2 separate regions of the Mus musculus genome follow, and region 2 is linked to region 1. The links are chromatin loops, found by intact Hi-C in ENCODE. Cell type or tissue: heart. All regions are shown on one strand. Links, peaks and the distances in the headings refer to the core of each region. The heading gives the core; the rest is flanking DNA. Region 1 overlaps Ubap2 (ubiquitin-associated protein 2). Region 2 overlaps Ubap1 (ubiquitin-associated protein 1).

What was found. Peaks named below come from ENCODE experiments on the same cell type or tissue, not always from the same donor. Only the 100,000 strongest peaks of a DNase experiment are listed, where the experiment ranks them.
Region 2: it touches region 1 in a loop (6-fold over the local background); 13 of 42 quality-filtered maps call a loop at or near these places.

What each region holds. Positions count from the first base shown.
Region 1 is chr4:41,221,606-41,231,005 of GRCm38, reverse strand. Ubap2 (ubiquitin-associated protein 2) reads left to right here. Exons shown (of 29, transcript NM_026872.1): 5 at 1,158-1,311; 6 at 3,730-3,807; 7 at 4,672-4,726; 8 at 7,547-7,650; 9 at 9,385-9,400. Among named protein-coding and RNA genes, the nearest start is that of Gm24837, 15 kb to the right of the region's middle. In heart, for the core only: CTCF peaks have their summits at 4,445 (motif pointing right) and 5,400; no DNase peak of the experiment used is centred there.
Region 2 is chr4:41,383,749-41,393,035 of GRCm38, reverse strand. It overlaps Ubap1 (ubiquitin-associated protein 1), which reads right to left. Exons shown (of 7, transcript NM_023305.3): 5 at 5,679-5,861; 6 at 4,839-4,940; 7 at 3,270-4,355. The coding sequence ends at 4,215. Kif24 (kinesin family member 24) reads left to right here. Exons shown (of 13, transcript NM_024241.2): 12 at 65-158; 13 at 784-2,288. The coding sequence ends at 924. Among named protein-coding and RNA genes, the nearest start is that of Ubap1, 39 kb to the right of the region's middle. In heart, for the core only: no CTCF peak of the experiment used is centred there; DNase peaks (open chromatin) are centred at 2,725, 4,195 and 5,105; H3K27ac peaks cover 519 bases.

The sequences.
Region 1 (9,400 bases), core at 576-8,575:
GAAAGCAAGTACTGTAACTATACACTGCTTTTTAACATTTTGATGTTGAATAGAATGAAGTTTTTGGGCTGGAGACATGGCTAAGCAGTTAAGAGCACATGCAGCTCTTTCAGAGCACTACACAATAGCTCACGACTGCTCAACTCCAGTCTCAGGAGATCTGGCACCCGTTTCTGACCTTTGTGGGCTCTAGTCAAGCACATGGTACACAAGCCTACATGTAGACGTGTATTTGTGTGTGTGTGTGTGAGAGAGAGAGACAGACAGACAGACAAGTTTTTACTTTCTAGCCCAGGTTGGTCTGGAATTTACTATATAGGGTAGATTGACCTCATACTCAAAGCATTCTTAAGTGCTGGGATTATAGTGTGAGCCACCATGCCTTTAATATTTAATTAATTAAAATTAAAAAAATATTTCTATTGATTTTATTCATTTTTTTCTGTGGGTGTTTTGCTTGCATGCATATATATGTGCTGGGTGGCAGAGGATGTCAGAAGAGGGTGTTGGGTCCTCTGAAATTAGTGTTATAAGTTACAGATGGTTGAAATCACAAATGTAGGTGCCGTGAACCGAGCTTTGGTTTTCTGCAAGAGCAGCAAATGCTCTTAACTGCTGAGCCAATTCTCCAGCCCCATCACCAGCTCTGTCTTGAACATAGAAATCTCATAACTGCGAGCCAGAGCTGGATCTTTGTTTTTGTCAGAGAGCGTATGATAGTAAGTTAGGGGCTGAACATATCACGAGTACTCTTGTTAGCGGGTGAGTGGTCGTGAAGGAAATGGAGCAGAGAAAAGTTCTTTTGGACTTCTGACTCCTTCTAGGACATTGTGGGACATAGTTTCTTCCATGCTTCCTTGCCATGGGTCTTACCTGACAGTGTCAGCAGCTTTGTTTCTAATGACTAACCAACAGCAATGACAGTCTTGGCATACTAACTGCAGTGGGGGTAACTGTGCAAACACTGGAGGGTGGCCAGCAGCCAGAGTGTTTCACCTCAGCCTCAGGTGTGTGCCCACTGAGTCTCCAGGTCTCCCCTTGCTCAACTTTACCTAACTTTCTGTCATAGTTTTACATCCCACAAATGGGAAAGAAATAGAATGTAAGTTTTCAAAGCTGTGTGACCACTTAGTGGTATAGACTCTACTTTTTGACAGACTTCATGGGAGACTGTAGGAGGGAAGAAGAAGAATTTTGGAAGAGAAAGTTCAGAAAACAAAGAAAACAGAGAGAAGAGGACGGAGAGAGAAGCGAGTCGTGGACGGGGAACCAACAACCGCAAGGGAAGAGGCGGCAACCGAGTCCGAGAGTGTGAGTGTAGCTCTTCTCCTAGCCGTTCTCACACACCCGAAGACTGGGAGAACAGCCCGACTACCAATCACTCCCACTGACACTGGGTCACACAGGGCAGTCTGTAAGATCCTGTACCGACCTGAGCTGCAGGTCGTTCATTCTTGTCCTTTCAGACTGGCTAGAAACCAAGCAAGCTGGGAGTGTGGTGGGTATAGGCCTGTTTGTATGAAGCTGTTTTTTCTTCCCCTACAGATATTCATGCTATAGACATAGATTAAATTAATTAGAGATGTCTAGGTGTGTCTTCAGCCCCAGGTAGAGGCATGTGGGTTCCTGTGAGTTTTGAGGCCATACAGATTTACATGGAGTTCCAGGCCACCCAGGGTTACATAGTGAGACCCTGTCACCCACCTCCCCCTCCCACCACACAAAAAAAAAAAAAAAAAATTAAAGGAGGCAGATTCAGAAGGCAGAATTGTTTGAGCAGTTTCCTTTGATCCATATTTTGACACCAATTTACTTGGAACAGCCCAGGAGACAACTTGTTGCTGTGTAGGGAGTACTTGGCAACCTGTAGTAATGAACACATAGATTTTCAAACAGCTCACAGTGAGCTCATGTCTATAATCCTAGAATTTGAGAGCTTTTAATAGAAAAATTGTGAGTTCCAAACCAACCTGAGCTATATCGTAAAATCTTCTCTCAAAGAGCTCTCCCTAGCCCTTATGAAACTGTTATACTTTCAATATATACCTTGAGCCGGCTTTAGCTAAGATTCCTTTTTGTCCAGCAGTGAAATTACAGGCACCCACTTCTGTCCCTCACTCTAAATTTTAAAAGTACATATATATTTTATTTTCATAACGGGTGTGGGTGCACATGTCATGGTGTACATGTGGGGGTCTGAGAAAAACTTTGGGGTTGACTTTTTCCCTTCACCATTTGGGTCCTGGGAGTGAATTCAGGCTTGGCAGGAGCCCTTACCCACTGAGCCACCTCACCAGCTCTATTTTTAAATGAAGGTCGATTGAACAATAACATCAAGATCGAGAAATGAGTATTTAAGTAATAGAAATGTATAGTTTGTGCTGGGGACTCACTCAGGGGCCTTTGCTTGGGCTTTTATTTGACCACACTTCTAGCACTTATAAAATACTTGGTTTTTATTGTTTTTGAGACAGGATCTCACTATGTGGCCTTGGCTGCCCTTAAACTTCCTGAGCTTTGCCAGCCCTCGGCACCCAAGTGCTGGGATTAAGGGGTGGGCCACCACACCTGGTCTCAATAGTTTAGTAATGTTTGTTAGAACTTGTTCTGGGGAGAAATAAAGTTCAGAAGCAGGTGAGGATGATGGGAAGGGATAGGATAAATTTAAATTTGTACTGCAAATGAAGCCAAGCTCATGTGAGCTAAGCAGCAACTAAAAAGTGGAGTAATGATATCAATATCTATTGACTAGTTTTTGTATGGATCTATTGGATCCAGTATGAATATGAGAAACAGAAGTCTGTCCTTGCCTTTTCTGGTAGGATGCTACAAAGCCTGTCTCTTACACTTTACCTTTTGTTCTGTGATGTTTATAGATAGCATTGTTTTGTAGTAAGTGTTGGGTTTTAGTACTTATTTATAGAAAATTTATTTTACAGGAGGGTACATGTAGACAGAAAGTAAAATGCCCATGCTGTATACTGTTTTAGTCATGGTCTGACTGACTGCCCTGGAGCTTGCTCTGCAGACCAGGCTGGCCTCAGAGCTCTCGCCTCTGTTCTGAGTGTTGGGATTAAAGGACTGTGCCACCATGCTCAGCACCATGTGATTTTCATTTTAGTCTTCTATCTGGGATTGCATCTGGTGCCATTCAGGATTTTGTTCCACACCACCCTCCTTCCTTCCTTCCTTCCTTGAGCTTTATTGTAGAAATGCAGAGAGAAAGTAAGAGAAAGAGAGAGGCCAGCCATGGCCATGTGGAGAGAGGGTGGAAGGGAGAGAGAGAAAGAGAGCTGAGAATAAGAAAGGTGAGACCTTAAGAGCTCTTTTTCTTTTTCTAAATACTAGGTCTGATTATGTGGTTCATCTGGCCTTGAGCTTGAATTCACGATTCTCTTGGTTTTGTCATCCTAGTGTTGGATAAGCCTTTGGTCATGTGCTTCTAGATTTGTGCTACTTTTTATTCATCATGATTTCTAAATGTTGTTTACATTTTAACTTCTTTTTAACCTTTTTTTTTTTTTCCTTTTTGGCTTTTGAGACAGGTGCTCCCTCAATATGTAGCCCTTGTTTGAATTTAGACCAGGCTGGCCTTGAACTTGTGGGATTGCAAAGAAGAGTGTTGGGTTTTTGATTCTTTCTGTGCATTTTGATCTTGGTTTTGTATCTCATAAGTTTGGTAAGAGGTTTGAAAATGAAAAGTTGACATGTTTGCTTTTTCTTCTTTAGTCAAAGGTGAAGAGAATGGGATTGACTGCAGCCAAGGAGACAAGCCTGCGGAGCGGGGCAAGCGGGCCCGAGGCAGAGGTGAGGGGGGAGGAGGACCAGGCCAGCTGCTGCCACCCTGGCTATTAAGGATGATTGGAAATGCAGTATGAAGGAGTGTTCTCTAAGATGGCTGAGAAGGAACCCCTTAGATTATGCCCGGTTCTTTTGTTTTTACATTTTGCTTTGGTTTTGTTATTTTTGGTGCTGAAGGTTGCCTGTCCTTGGTAAGAATGGCTCCATCCCTGAGCCATCCCTCAGATCCTGGATTATGTCTGTCACTTTGAAGAATCCTTTTGGTTATTTTCAGATGATTTGTTTAAGCCACTTTTATAATCAGTTATAGTGGTGTACAGATGTAATCCCAGCATTTAGGAAGCTGAGACAGAGGTATGATATACATGGTTACACTACCAACAAAGCAAGGAGAGCTTATTATTTATTTGGGGGTTTGGGGTATTTTGTTTTCTACACATAGTTTCTCCATAGCCCTGAGTGTCTTGGAACTTGCTCTGTAGACCAGGCTAGCATCCAGTTCAGAGATCTGCCTGCCTCTGCCTCTGGTATTAAAGGCGTGCGCCACCATTGCCAAGGCATTATTTATATTTTAAATTGTTTTATCTGTGAACGGTTTGCTTGCATGTACATCTGTGTGCCATGTGTATGCAATGCCTGTGGGGGCCAGAAGAGGGCATCAGATGCCCCTAAGAATGAGTTAGCTGCTTAGCTGCTTTTTTTTTTCTTCTTTTTTAAGGAAAAAAAAAAAGGCTCATACTGTAGTCTGTGATTGACTACAGGTTGAGAAGTCACCCTGTAGCCCCAGATTGGCCTGAAACTCTGCTTTATTTAATCATTATATATACATGTACAAATACAATTATATTCTATAATTGTGTTTTGTTAAAGGATTTGGACGTGGCAGGGGCAGAGGGACAGGAAGGTTCTCCGCTCAAAGCATGGGGTAAGTCACAGCCATCCCACTGCTGTAGGTGCTTCCTAGTTGTTCTGTTTTATCTGCCTTTGACCTGCCTGTACTTTATCCCAGCTAGAGGTGGTTGTACTTCTGAAGGGCTTTCTAACCATAGTGAAAATAGTGTTGTTGTTGCTGTTGCAGTAAATGCTGCGTCAGCACTGAAGCCTCTGCTCCGTGCAGTTTGCTTGGATAACTTCATTGGTGTGCATGTGCTGCACAGTGATGCTACATCATCCTTCTCTCTAACCTGACACCCCTCTCCTTCCTCATGAAGTTACTAACATGTCTGCGGACACCACATGTTCCCAAGGGAGTAGGCATATGTGCATAATGTCCTCGGCTGCCAGGTTGAAAGCCACTTACAGATGCGGCTAAATCTAGCTATTTAACATGAAGTGTTTATGTGAATGATAGTGTTGTCCTGAGTGATGGTAGTGAATGCTGAGCATTCTAGGTAGGTGTTAGAGTTAGCTACTGTTATGTCTAGTTTTTCTTTCTCTTACTGTTTCTTTTGTGCATGGCAAGACAACTTGAATTTGGAACCCTAGCCTTAAACTCATAGCATTTCTGTTTACTTATGTTCTTATGCGTGCATTGTAACATGGATGTAGCCTGTGAATCCTGACAGCTAGTTCTTTTATTTCTGAACCATCTCACCAGCCCCCTCTAGTGATAATACAAAGAAGTGTGAACAAAACATTTCTTTAGCTATATCCATATATGAAGAATATAATTCTACTCAAATCCACAGTTGGGGGTGCTGGAGAGATGGTTCATCAGCTAATAGCACTTGCTGCTATTGGAGAAGTCTTAGGTTTGGTTCCAGCACCCAGGCCTTTCATCATGTCTTACAGCCATTTGTAACCCCAGTTCCAGGGAATCTGATGCTCTCTTCTGGACTCTGGGCAGGCAGCATGCACATGGTACATATATGTACATGTAGGGAAAACACAGAAAATATAAAGAGTTTTAAAGTTCTTTTGGTGTTATGACAGACCCTTCCTTAATCCCAACACTAAGGCAAGAGACCAGCACATTTTTGAGTTCAAGGCTAGCTTAGTCTACAAGCAAGTTTCAGGACAGTCGAAGCTTCAATTCTGACACAAGAAGGAGACACGTTTACACTTGATGTATTTGTTCTCATTGGGACTTTTTTAAAATATGCAGTTTTATGTGTGGGCTTGAATGTATGTTTGTGTGCCATGGGCATGAAGGGGCCTGTGAAGCCAGAAGAGGTTTCCTAGGAACTTTTGAATTCCAGGCCATTTTGAGCTTTCGAGTGGGTACTGGGGATGGAACCTGTCTCCCAAGTCCTGCAAGAGCAGCAAGTGCTCTTAACCACTTTGAACCTTCTCTCTGGTCCTTTCATTGGACATTTTCAATGGTGTTCTTTCTAGACTGGGAAGGCTTCCAGGTCTTCATAACTTTTCAGGATGCCAAAGACTATATTGTAGAAACTTGAAGACCATTTATACAAAAGTAGGTAGATGATCCTAAAGTAACGTCTGTTGAAGATATGTACGCTTGGCTGGCGATGTAGTTGATAGAGTGCCTCCCTAGAACAGGCAAAGAAAATTCCGTCCCCAGCATACCATAAAACTGGGAATGGTGGTATAAACTTGTAATACTTGTAAACTTGAGGTATCCACTAGAGAAGACCACTAGGACACAGCTCAAGCCAATAGAAACTTTTATTAGTAACTACTCCAGGTGTTTGAGACTGAGTTGTAGCCCTGAGCATTTCTCAGAACGGGCTTTTAATCACAAAACCTACATTCCTGGGTTGACACACTTCAGTTAGCCAGAAGTGGAACTATAGGAGCCAAAGAGCAAGGTCACTATATTTAGGGACTTTCCCCAAAGCAAGATGGAGAAGGTCTTCTTTGTTCTTCTTTTGACAGGTGGTGCTGCCTATGTGCTGAGGTACCCAAGGCCTGTGTTAAGGTCTGGGAATCTATTACAGTATCAGAAGTTCAAGGTCATCTTTAGTTACAGCGTTCACAGATAACCAGGGATACATGATACAGACCCCATCTTCAAGAATGATAAGGCTCACTCATGTCTTTAATCTTAGTACTTAGGAGGTAGAGGCAGGCATATTTATGTGAGTTAGAGGCTTGTCAGTGCTACATTGTGATACCCTGTTTAAAAAACAAAAATGAAAACATTCAAATCACTGGACCTAAAGGTTAATAAAGGTCCTTGTTACCAACGCTTTAAAGTTCTGTCCCTAGGACTTTTAAGGGTAGAAGGAAAGTGTGCTGTAGTACATGTGAGTAACTAAATAAAACAGTTTTGTATGGGGTTGGTTGGGGTGTCACAAGCCTTTAAACCCAGCATTTGGGGGCTGGGGGGCAGATCTCTGTACGTTTAAGGCCACTCCTGGTTTACATATTCAGTTTGAATACTGCCAGGGCTACATTGAAAATACTGTGTCTGAAAACAAAACAAAACAGAATAACCCAAACAGAGATCTTTATTATAGGCGCAAAAAGTGTATAAAAAATACCTACATCACAGTGGCTTAAAGAGTTAGCCATTATCCAATATAAGGAGGGAGGACTTTTTATAGCACCCCTTTGAAGGGACTTGAGCTGATTTGGTTTTGAATATTTTCTTTTTTCTATTTTCTTGTTTTTAGAGTCTGTCTATGTAGCTTTGGCTGTCATGATGCTTGCTATATGGATCAGACTGGCCTTGACTTTCAGAGATCTGCCTCCCCAATGCTGTTTGGTATATTTTATACGGTTTATTTTGTGATTTTGATGCTTGCTTTAGTTGCTTGTTTCTTTACTTCAACCCCCCCAGGACATTCAATCCTGCAGACTATTCAGAGTCCATGTCTACAGATGGCTGTGGGACAAAGTTGGCAGTTTGGGAAGCTGCTCAGAATGGTACAGATGAGGGACCGGGTAAGTGGTTTTTTGGTCTTGTTTTGTTTTTGTTAGAAGTCTTTGTTTTGTTCTGTGTCTGTTTTTGAGAAATAGTCTCATTGTACCTTAAGCTGGCCTTGAATTTTCAGTGATCCTCTTGTCTAATATTCTAGAAGTCTGGGATTTCAAGACTCATCACAGCCATCTTCAGAGACTCTTCTAGGATTGATTAGGGGTGGAGTATGGGCACAGTGTGTGTCTGTCTTATCTGTCTGTCTGTGTCTCTGTGGGGTAATGCATGGGAGTTTGGGTGCTTATAAAGATGAGAATAGGGTGCCAAATTCCTAGAGCAATGGTTGTAGGTATTATAATCCACCTGACATAGATGCTGGCAACTGAGTGGAGGGCCTCTGGAAGAATAGCAAGCATCCATAACTGCCAAGCCATCTCTTGAGTCCCTAGAGCTTGTTTTAAAATTGTTCTTATCTGAGTATGGTGGGTCATGCCTGTAATTCCCAGCACTGGGGGGTCTGTTAGTAGCTGCTGAGTTCACAGCCAATCTGGACTGTGGCATGAGACCTTATCTAAAGAAATGTTTTGTGTTCTTCTTTTTTTAATATATATATTTATTTATTTTATGTATATGAGTACACTGTAGCCATACAGATGGTTGTAAAGTCATCCTGTGGGTGCTGGGAATTGAACTCAGGACCCCTGCTCACTCTGGCCCCGTTCGCTCCAGCACCGCTCCCTCTCTCCCAAAGATTTATTTATTATATGTAAGTACACTGTAGCTGTATTTAGACACACCAGAAGAGGGCATCAGATCTCATTACAGATGGTAGTGAGCCACCATGTGGTTGCTGGGATTTGAACTCAGGACCCTTGTAATTGCAGTCAGTGCTCTTTACTGCTGAGCCATCTCTCCAGCCTCTTATGCTCTTGTTATATAAGCATGCTGGATGGAGAATACTCCCAACTCCTTTTAGTTTATTGTTACCTTCAAAGCCTCTCAATGGGAAATCTCATTGACAGCCAGGTGTAGTGTCTCATATCTATAATCCCAACACTTGGGGTTGACAGTTATTAGGCAGTGTGCAGCTAACAGAAGTGTAAATGGACAGATTGACAATGTATTCTACTGCCAATCAAGAGTCTCCTGTCTAGCTGATTGGGGCAAAGATTTGCTATTTCAGTGTTATTCATTACAGAGAATGCAGCCTCGCAATCCCACGTGAGAACATGGGCCCAAGTGAGGTCTATACATTCACAAAGAAGACAGCAAATCTTAATAAGTCATCAAGAATTTGTATCTATGTTCTTGTACCCGTGGGTGTGGGTTCTTGTGCCTATGTGCACACCTACAGAAGCCAGAGCTTGGCCCATGTGTCTGACTTCATGCTCTCTACCTTTTGATCTTTTCCCCCTTCATTTTGTGAAGGATTGTGAGTGTGTACACACAAGCTGTGGAGGGCAGAAGACTTTCCGCTAGTGGATTACAAGAGTGTACTCAGGATCTCCGGCCCTAATGGTTTGATCACCAATCCAGCGTAGTCAGACATTTAATACTTAGAACCAATTACATGAAATAAAAATTATCATAAGCATTATATGAGTGTTGTTGATGTTTTGTTTCTATTATTTTCCATTTAATGGTTTTGGGCCTTGCTCCCTCTATGAGGGACTGCTGTAATACATTGACTTTATTTTGTATGCTGATCAGCTTCTCTTGTTTTCATATACTAAAAGCTTACCTTTTATTTTAATTGACAGAAGGGCTGGCCAAGTC
Region 2 (9,287 bases), core at 1,288-9,287, 160 kb before region 1:
CTACAAGCTCCTAGTATAGAAATGAGGCTCAGTGTTCATAGGCTGTTCTTCAACATGTTCCCAGGCAGGTGATTATCCGTGCACACAAAGAACAGCTGGATGAAATGGCTGAGCTGGACTTGAAGGAGGAGACCTTAATGACCCAGATGGATTCTAATGTAAGTAGTACTGGACAGATATGTGGGCTACTGACAACTCATTGTGCTTTGTTCAGTGGTCATCTGTTTGCCATGGTGTAGATACAACAACAAAGTTTTGCTGTTGCACACTAACTGTTGAGGCCTTGTGGCCCTCAGAGGGTCTAGGTGGAGATGGGAATGGGGTCCCTCCCTATGACTACTGTAGCAGTGAACCACCTTGCTTCTTGCAACCTGAAGACCCAAAGCACTGTAAGTACCCTTTTTCCAGAATAGTCTTCACTTACAAAGTGTCTCAAAAGTGTCACCCAGTCCATAGAAACTTCTAAGGTTTTCCCCTGGGGAAGAGGGACTTGGGTTCTGAAATGTTCCTAGTTCAATGAACTAGGGAGCACTTTTTACTCTTGTGGAGGACTCAGGTTTGATTCCTAGCACCCACATGGTGACTCATAACCATCTAGAACTCCAGTCCCAGGAGATCTGATGTCCTCTTCTAAATTCTGTGGGTAGCACCGGGCACACAAGTGATGTGTGGACGAAACATTCAGACACATGAAAACGTGAAAAACAAAAAGACAGGCTAGAAAAGATGATCTGACAGACAGCCGTCAAGTGAAAAGGCTCCAGTTGTGTTGTTTCTCCTCAGGATTTTGAAGATTTTGTGACCCAGCTGGATGAAATCATGGCTTTGAAGTCCAGGTGCATCCAAAGTCTGAGAAGCCAGCTACAGCTCTACCTCACCAGCCACAGGCCCGCTGCAGCCCCCGAAAGAACTGTGGTGTCTTAGAGCATGTCTCACTCTGGATGGACACTGCTGTGCTCTCTGGGGCTGGAAGAGGCTCTGCCAGGGCCTTCCTAAAAACGACCCCTCCCTGTCCTGCCCCTAGGGTCAACCTAGCCATACATGGCCTTGGATGACCCACTACTCAGGGACAGACCTCATCTCAACTCCCAACTACAGGGCCACCTGTAACAAAGTACTAGGCTGAAAGCCTTCATGTCCCCTTTTATTTGGGGCTCAGAGTAGTAGTCACTTTGCCAACCTGCATCTGTAGGGACTTGGTCTATTAACTTTGTAGATGTCCTAAATTTGAGGATAAGACTAGGATGTTTAATGTTAACTTGGACATCGGAGGTCAGAGGTTAGGGAGCACAAGTTGAGCCAACAGCCTTATTGCTGACAGTGCCTTTCTGTCTTCAAAGACACTGGTACCAGCCAGGCAGTCAGGTGAACTCCTTCCCAGCAGGGAGTGGAAATTTAGTTTTGGAAATTATAAAATGAACAACTCTTTTTTTGTTTTGGTTTGGTTGTTTTTGTTTTGGTTTGGTTTTGGTTTTTCGAGACAGGGTTTCTCTGTATATCCCTGGCTGGCCTGGAACTCACTTTGTGGACCAGGCTGGCCTGGAACTCAGAAATCCACCTGCCTCTGCCTCCCAAGTGCTGGGATTAAAGGCGTGAGCCACCACACCTGGCGAACAACTCTTGATATCTTTCTTAAGAGCACCTGAGGTCCAGGGTATGCTTTTAGTTTCCTTCCCTGCAATCCAGCTTTGAGGGTGCCAACAGCAGCACGGTTTTCTCATTAATTTTTCTTTTTTGCTAAAACAGCAGGCCCATGTCAGTGTCTGCCAGCCCTCATAGTTCTTGTGGCAGGTCCTAGCTCCTGTCTATGACTCCTCATTCCCAGTGCCTCTGAATGATTAAACAGGCTGGGAGATCTCAGGCAAGTCTATTGCCAAGGCTTGAGTGGTCCAAGGTACTAGGCCAGCAACACTCAAGGGCCTTTGCTACGGGTGTCTTGGGACTGAGTCTACAGTCAGCAGTCTGAATCTTCTGACACAGCAACAAACACACATCTCTTCAAATGAGTTCTTGCTGTATTGCTGTGTGTGCAGGACAGATGTTACCAGGTACCCTCAAATCATTCTCTACCTTATTTTTGAAGCAAGTGTCTCCCTGTTGATCTACCCAGACTGATTAGCCAACAAGTCCAAAATTCTTGTCTCTCCCTTCCCTTCTCAGACCACCGCTCCAGGCTTTCTTTTGAGACAGTGCCTCTCTATGCAGTCCTGGAGTTCTCTATGTAGACCAGCTCACAAAGTAGTCCTGCCTCACAAATGCCAAGATTAAAGATGTAGCATACACCATTACAACCAGCTACTCCAGGCTTTCTACGCAGTTCTTATGCTTGTACCACATACACTAACTGAACCATCTTCCCATCTCTTGTATCACCTTTTAAACAGAGAGAACCCCAAGGGAAACAGCCTCCAAGAGTCCGTTAGTTTCATAGGTCTTCCTGAGTTAACCTGAGATTCATGTGTCACAGCCTGGGCCCTGAAGCCATTACCACATACATTTAAGAACTCTATGGTTTTAGGATGTTATATTTAAAAAGCCAAGATAAGCCAGGTGTGACACTGTTCATGTGTAACCCCAGCATCTGGGATGCTGAGGACTAAATTCAAAGGAATTAGCCGGGCAGCAGAGGATTATGGTCTAAACCTGGACTATAGTGAGGTCTGGCTCTATAAAAGAGCTGAAAGGCTTGTCTGGCAGCCACGGGCAGTGCTTGAACTGACCACCAGATGGCAGCCTGTTCCTAGCTTAAGGCCTCTCACATAACCACTAAAAATCAGAGGCCATTCCCAACCAAGAACACCAAAAGGATGTGGGATTCTACTAAAGATAAGTACTAGAAATTTTAAGGATGAACTGTCAGCTATAGGAGCACCACTGAGAGCCGGGGAAGCACTTTAACCTTGCCTGTGACTGGTAGTAGTCACAAGCAAAGGGACTTGACTTGTCATATTTTAAAGGATACCTCAAAACCTGTATACCCCTTCTCCACTTTAGCAAGAAAGCATATACCCTTGTTCCACAGGCTGCACTAGACCAGGTTTAGAGAGTCTGTATTTATAAAACAAAAAAAAACCAAAAAAACAAAAAAAAAAAGATGAGACAGGATGGCCAGCCTCTGAGTCCCATAGGCCCTCAGTGGGAAAAGGATACTGATATGAAAGGGACAACTAGGCTCTGTTCCAGGCCAGAAATGACTGTGCTACCCGTAATCTACCCACTGTCCTGAGTCAAACCATTTTTCAAAATAAAGAGGTTAAGGCAGCATGGCATACCTTTTAGATTTTTATTAGTAGTTCTCTGAAGAATCAAAATAGTTAGCAAATTACTTTAGATTCAAGACTGTATTATATCCTTTGTATTTAGATCTTTAATATTGTAGAACATAATACAAACAAACCAAAGAGACTGGTTTCTATGCCTAGGTGTTATTCATTGTGTCATCCTAAAGCAGGGCTGGAGGAGGCTGTTCAAGAACTGGGGGTTAGTGCTGAGTGACAAGTCGTGGCCTGTTTTCTCACCCATGTGCTGGAAAGGGCCAATGATACTCAAAACTGACAGCTTCCTAGCACAGGGGCTCCAATGCCCCGGGCAGCAGAGGATTATGGTCTAAGCCAAAAGAAACAGTCTGGACAGGGGCAAATGGGAACTGCCTGGCAGAAGAGGCAGACTTTGCCCCATGAAGAAAAGTGCATCTTTGTACCGCAGAGACACTCCAGAACCAGTGTAACACTAGGGCTGTCGGGGAAGGCGGGCCCAGGAAGACCCTCTCAGTTGCATTCCACTTGGGTTAGAGCCCAGTCTGACAGTGGTGCAGCAGAGAGGAGAGGAAAGGATCTAGCCCCAAAACAGCAGCAGTCTGCTCCTCCTGTCTTCCCACTCTTCTTGGTAGCCAGGCCAGGTTTTGGCTGAGAACATTAGAGACCCCAGAAAGAACCAAGTATTCCTTCTGAAAGCCCAAAGTGGGAAGGACACTTCTCAAAACACAGGTATGTTTAATATGGAAGGAACCAATAGAGAGCATATATGCCCAAATCTTCCTACTTTCCCCCAGCTCAGGCCTGGGCTCACAGAGACTAACAAGTGTCAACTCCACATCCGACCTTCTAACCCCCAAAGAAAATCTGGAAGCATGTCCCGTCTTCCCCACAAGTGAGCTGTGCAGAGCCTCCTTGGGGAATGGTGGTGCTGTGGCAGGGCCGTAGCAGGGCCAGGTCTCAGCTGGCTCCAGCCCGGGCCATGAGGTCTTCCAGAGCATTGTCCTGGTCATTGTTGTGTAATAGCAAAACTTCCTTAATGTCTTTCAGTTCAAAGCCCATTTCCTTAAATTTGCTCATTAACTGAAGAAACTCCATCATCTATGGGATAAAGGAGAACAAATTTTTTTCAGAAAGAGTTGAGCCACGCAGAGCAGCTGAATGTAGGTGTATACTGCAGGTGAAGATTCTGCCTCCTTCAAGCAGTCCCATGGGTCTTTAAGGTTCCCTCGAAAGTAACAATTCACTTGCTGACCTCTGGACGAGCTCCTGCCCACATGAATATTCCCACCAAGACAAAGTATTTAACCCCTAAAGTATGCTTTCTAGATAGAAGGGAAGGCAAAAAGACTATCAACAGTCACTGTCTTCCAAAAGCCTGGCTTTTAGCGCAACTCTACTTCCCCTTCCTATCACTGGGATTCAACTCCATGTTTTATCTATACTAAATGCAAGACTCCTTGTCTGGACACTGGAGTCTGTCTTTGACTGCTTCTGCCTACAGTGACTAGTAAGAAAAGGCAGTGCAGGGGCCAGGGAGTACAGCAGTCAACTCTGCTCCTGTGAATGCATAAAGGTTCTTACCTTTTCTTCTGAACACTGGTGCATTTCCAGAGCCTCTTCCACTAAAAGAGGGTCAAAACCCTTCTCACAAAGCTGTCCGTGTGCAAAGAGATAGTCGAGAATCTAAGGAAAGAAACAAGGCTTGAGCTCCTCCTGTTACTCCTGAGTCGAGAGCTTTAGACCATCTGTGTGAAGCTGCCTCCCTGTCCCTCCCCAGTTATCAGGCCCAGACTGCCTAGCACAGCATAACCTCAATAATGACTTGGTAAACAAACCGGCACGCCCTTCTAGAAATGAGCAGCCACATCCCAAAGGAGGTACTGTCACAGCTGACTCAACCCAGAAGATCAGCTCAGCCAGAGTAGGATAATAGTCTTCTAGAAAAATACAGTGCATGTCAGAAAATGTCCCCAAGGCAGAGGACTATAGTATGCTATTCACAGCGTCCTGCACAGCCATGACAAAAGTTTCTAGAGGTAAGCCGAGTAGTGGGATATATCTGTAATGCTAGCGGTCAGGACTGAGTCCAATGCCAGCCTCAGCTACCTCAGTTCGGAGCAGCCTGGCCTACACAAGACCCTATCTCAAAAAGAAGTGTAGATCTAACCATATGCTCAGTTTTGTACTCTCTAGAGGTACAAAGGGGTGGATAATGACAACAGATCCAGCCCTCCCACCCCCCAGGCTTTCTCAGACTCTCAAGGACTACTGTTCAACTTCTGGTCCCTGATGATAGCCCAAGGCTCCACATACCCACACGGGAGGAGGCTGGAGTTGCAGGCACTTGAGGACCTCAAGATCACAACTCTAACTTGAGGTCACCATGCTCCCCCACCCACACCTTACAGACCAGCACCTCACCTGCTCAATATTCTCTCCTTTCTTTCTCATGGCTCTCAGGACACAATCATATGAGTAGCCCATGTTGACTACTGTCTCTACACATTGCCGCTCACTCGGAGACAGTGCCTGCAGTTCCAAATAGGCCTGGGGACAGCTAGGCATGTTGGGCACTTGTGACACTGAGAAATTTAGAGGGGTTACCTGACAATAGAAAAACAAGATCACGGTAAGATGAGTTGAGGCCCAGGTTGCTGTCCAGGCATTGTGGGTTGGAAAGAAGAGAGGTACTGAGTACCAGCCAAAAAGAAAAGCTAGGAAACACCAGCAACCCTTGGAGCCCTCACCCGCAGTTCCTGCATGTTCAGACAGCACATGCTATTCCATGCCCTGATCCCTGTAACTTGAAAATCAGTTCTGAGTCTGAACCTACCTACAGAATGAATGTTTGAGGGCTGTGCAGATTTCTCTGTGTCCTTTCATTAGCCCCTAACTCTATTTTGGTTAAGACTCAGTCACTGCAGACATTGCTACTCTGTAACTGACTATCCTAGTCTCACTCTTGCCTCTCACTGGTCATGGCTAGCTCAGGGCCTCAGGATTTTGAGGGCACTTACCTTTGCCTCATACCACATAACTTGGCTTCATTCCCTGCTAAAGCTGCTGTCCTTTGCAGTGAAGATGGAAGGAAGGAGTATTAGCCATACTAGGCTAGACTCCTAGGCAGTCTACTGCATGGCTACAAGCATGCTGCTCCCTGCCACCGGACCTCCCTAGTATCACCTGATTGGTTCACCTCTGATAATGAAGCCTAAGGCACAAAGGCAGCTCAGCTCACTCCCAGGCCACAGGAACAAAATTGCAGGCTTCCAAGAACCAAAGAAAACATTTTATAATTTTCCTTGTTTCCTTTTTAAGCAAGGCAGTAAGTAGTCAGTCCTCTGTCCTAAAGCAAGTTCTGCTATAACCGCATGTTCTCAAACTGAAGAGAGCCAGGAGGATCACAGGCATGTAGGCTGACAGCTTCCACTGAACTGTGTCACCTGTAACATACTCTAAGCAGTCCATTCCTAGGGGCTTCAGTAGGCTACAGCAGCCATGGAAGATCAGAAGCTAAAGCAGTCTAGCCACTTTGCAGACTCAAGATTATATGGCCCTTCTCAGGAGCAGACTCTGTGTGGACTCAAGACACAGCTTCCTAAAAAAGTAAAGGCAGCTCTCACATGAGCCCAGCCAAAATGCCAGGACTATTCTTCCACCATGTGTACTTCTCCCTTTAAAAAGCCCCATGAACACCTGCTAGAATGTGGGTATATGTTTCTAAATTACACACACTTTTAGAAAGTGCAGTCCCCTAACAGCTGTGCTTTGGGAGTATTTTGTCCTTCAAGTAAGTGTGGCTGAAGGAAGGCCTGATAAAATTCTTTGATCTAGTTGTATCTTTGTGAATATTAAAATGCAAACCTTTAGGCTAGAGAGAGAGCTCAGCAGTTAAGAGCATTTATTTGTTGCAGAGAAAACCTGGGTTTGGTTGCCAGCATCCACATGCTAGCTTAAAACTATCCATAACTCCAGATCCAGGGAATCTGACACTGCTGAACTCCCCAGGTACTAAGCATGCATGTGCTATATATAAAGTATGTATGTAGGCAAAACATTCATATACATAAACCTACAAAAACATTTAAGCTTATCTCTATATATAGTCATTTTCACATCATTTGTAATAAATATTAGAGATAATGTAATAGCCAATAAGGTATTATAATAAAGTCAGTTAGGTAGTTTTTGTCTCACTATGTAGGCCTAGAATTCTCATTCTATTAAGTAGACTAATCTGGCTTCAAAAAGCAGAGATCTGCCTCCCTCTGTTTCCAGTGTGCTCACACCCAAAGGATTTTCATGGTTGTTTTGGGTTTTTTTTTTTTATGTATATGTTAGCCCATATCTATATATATGTATACACCACACGCATGCCTGATGACTGTAGAGCTCAGAAGAGGTCATGAAATTTAGAACTGGAATTACATGTGGTTATTAGCCACAATATAGGTGCTGGCAACCAAATCTGGGTCCTTTGTAAGTTCTTTTAACCACTGAGCCATCGCTTCAGCTCAATGCATAGGATTTTAAATACTAGGACTGAGCAAAGTATCCTTTCCTTTTTAAATATTACAACTGAAAATACTTTGCTTAATAGAGATAAATGACTCTTCGACATGTTTTATTAATCAAACAGGCACCACACTAATTATGGAGATCCCAAAAGGACAATGTTTAAAAGGATCCCTTATCACTAGGGCTTAAGAAGGAGGAAGGTTGGGCTGGAGAGATGGCTCAGTGGTTAAGAACACTGACTGTTCTTCCAGAGGTCCTGAGTTCAATTCCCAGCAACCACATGGTGCCTCACAACCATCTGTAATGTCCATCCAGTGCCCTCTTCTGGTGTGTCTGAAGACAGTGACAGTGTATCCACATACATGAAATATATCTTTAAAAAAAAAAAAAGGAGAAGGAAGGTCCTCAAGTTAAGGACAGCCTGGGTTATACAGCAAGACTAACTCCAAAAAATGAAAAAGGATTCCTTGTCAAAATTACTAGTACTACGGTGTTTCAAGTCATTTATCGAGGTTATAATCCATGATTATGATTAATGTGAGGGGGCGAGGTTGGTACACCCCTCAGACCCAGATACAACACCATTACTGCATTCTGACAGTGCTACCTTATTAGGAGTCTTGTCAATAAAAAGATAAAATGTAGTTATTGGCAAACATAAAATGGGTATTGGGTTAAGCCCCAGTTTGTAAAGACCCAGGGTGCTCAACACAATAACTAAGTAAGACATATCACTAGTAAATTTCAAACTTTCCAGAGATTGAGAGTAGAGGACTTGAAAAGCTTCCATAGGTGGAAGTGGAGGTGGACAGAGGCAGCCTAAGAATGCCTCTGCAATGCTGGAATCACTGGGGTTTCTTTAGAGAGGCCGGAGATGGCACTGCAGTTAAGAGTACCTATGCTCTTGCCAAGGAGTCAGGTTTCCTTCACAGCACCACATGGCAGCTCACAACTGTAACTCTAGTTCCTGACTTCCTCAGGCACCAGGCATATATACATGTGCACATATATATACATGCAGGCAAACACTCATAAAAATAAAGCAATCTTTTAAAAAGAAGAAGGGCCCAGAGATGGCTCAGGTTAAGGTACTTGCCACAAAACCTGACCACTTTTTGAACCCTAGAAACCATATTGTAGAAGAACAAAACCAGCTCCCACAAGTTGTCTTCTGGCCCGTGTGCTATGGCCGCATACACACAAAACAAATGTGATTAAAAAAAAGTTTTAATGTATAAAAATGTAAAAAAATATACACGGTTGTGGCTAAGTTGACAAAGTACTTAGCATGCAGAGAACCCTGGGCTGGATCCTAAGCAGATCTGTAATCCTAGCACTCAGGATGCAGAAGCAATGGATCAAGTTCGAGGCCAGCCTGGGTCAATAAGACTTTGCCAAAAACAAAAGCAGAAAACTACAGAAATTTCAGCAATGGTTTTAAAAGAAACAGGGAAACAAAATTAGAAAAGGAGCAAGCTCCTTTTCTGCACATCTGCAATCCCAGCATTCAAA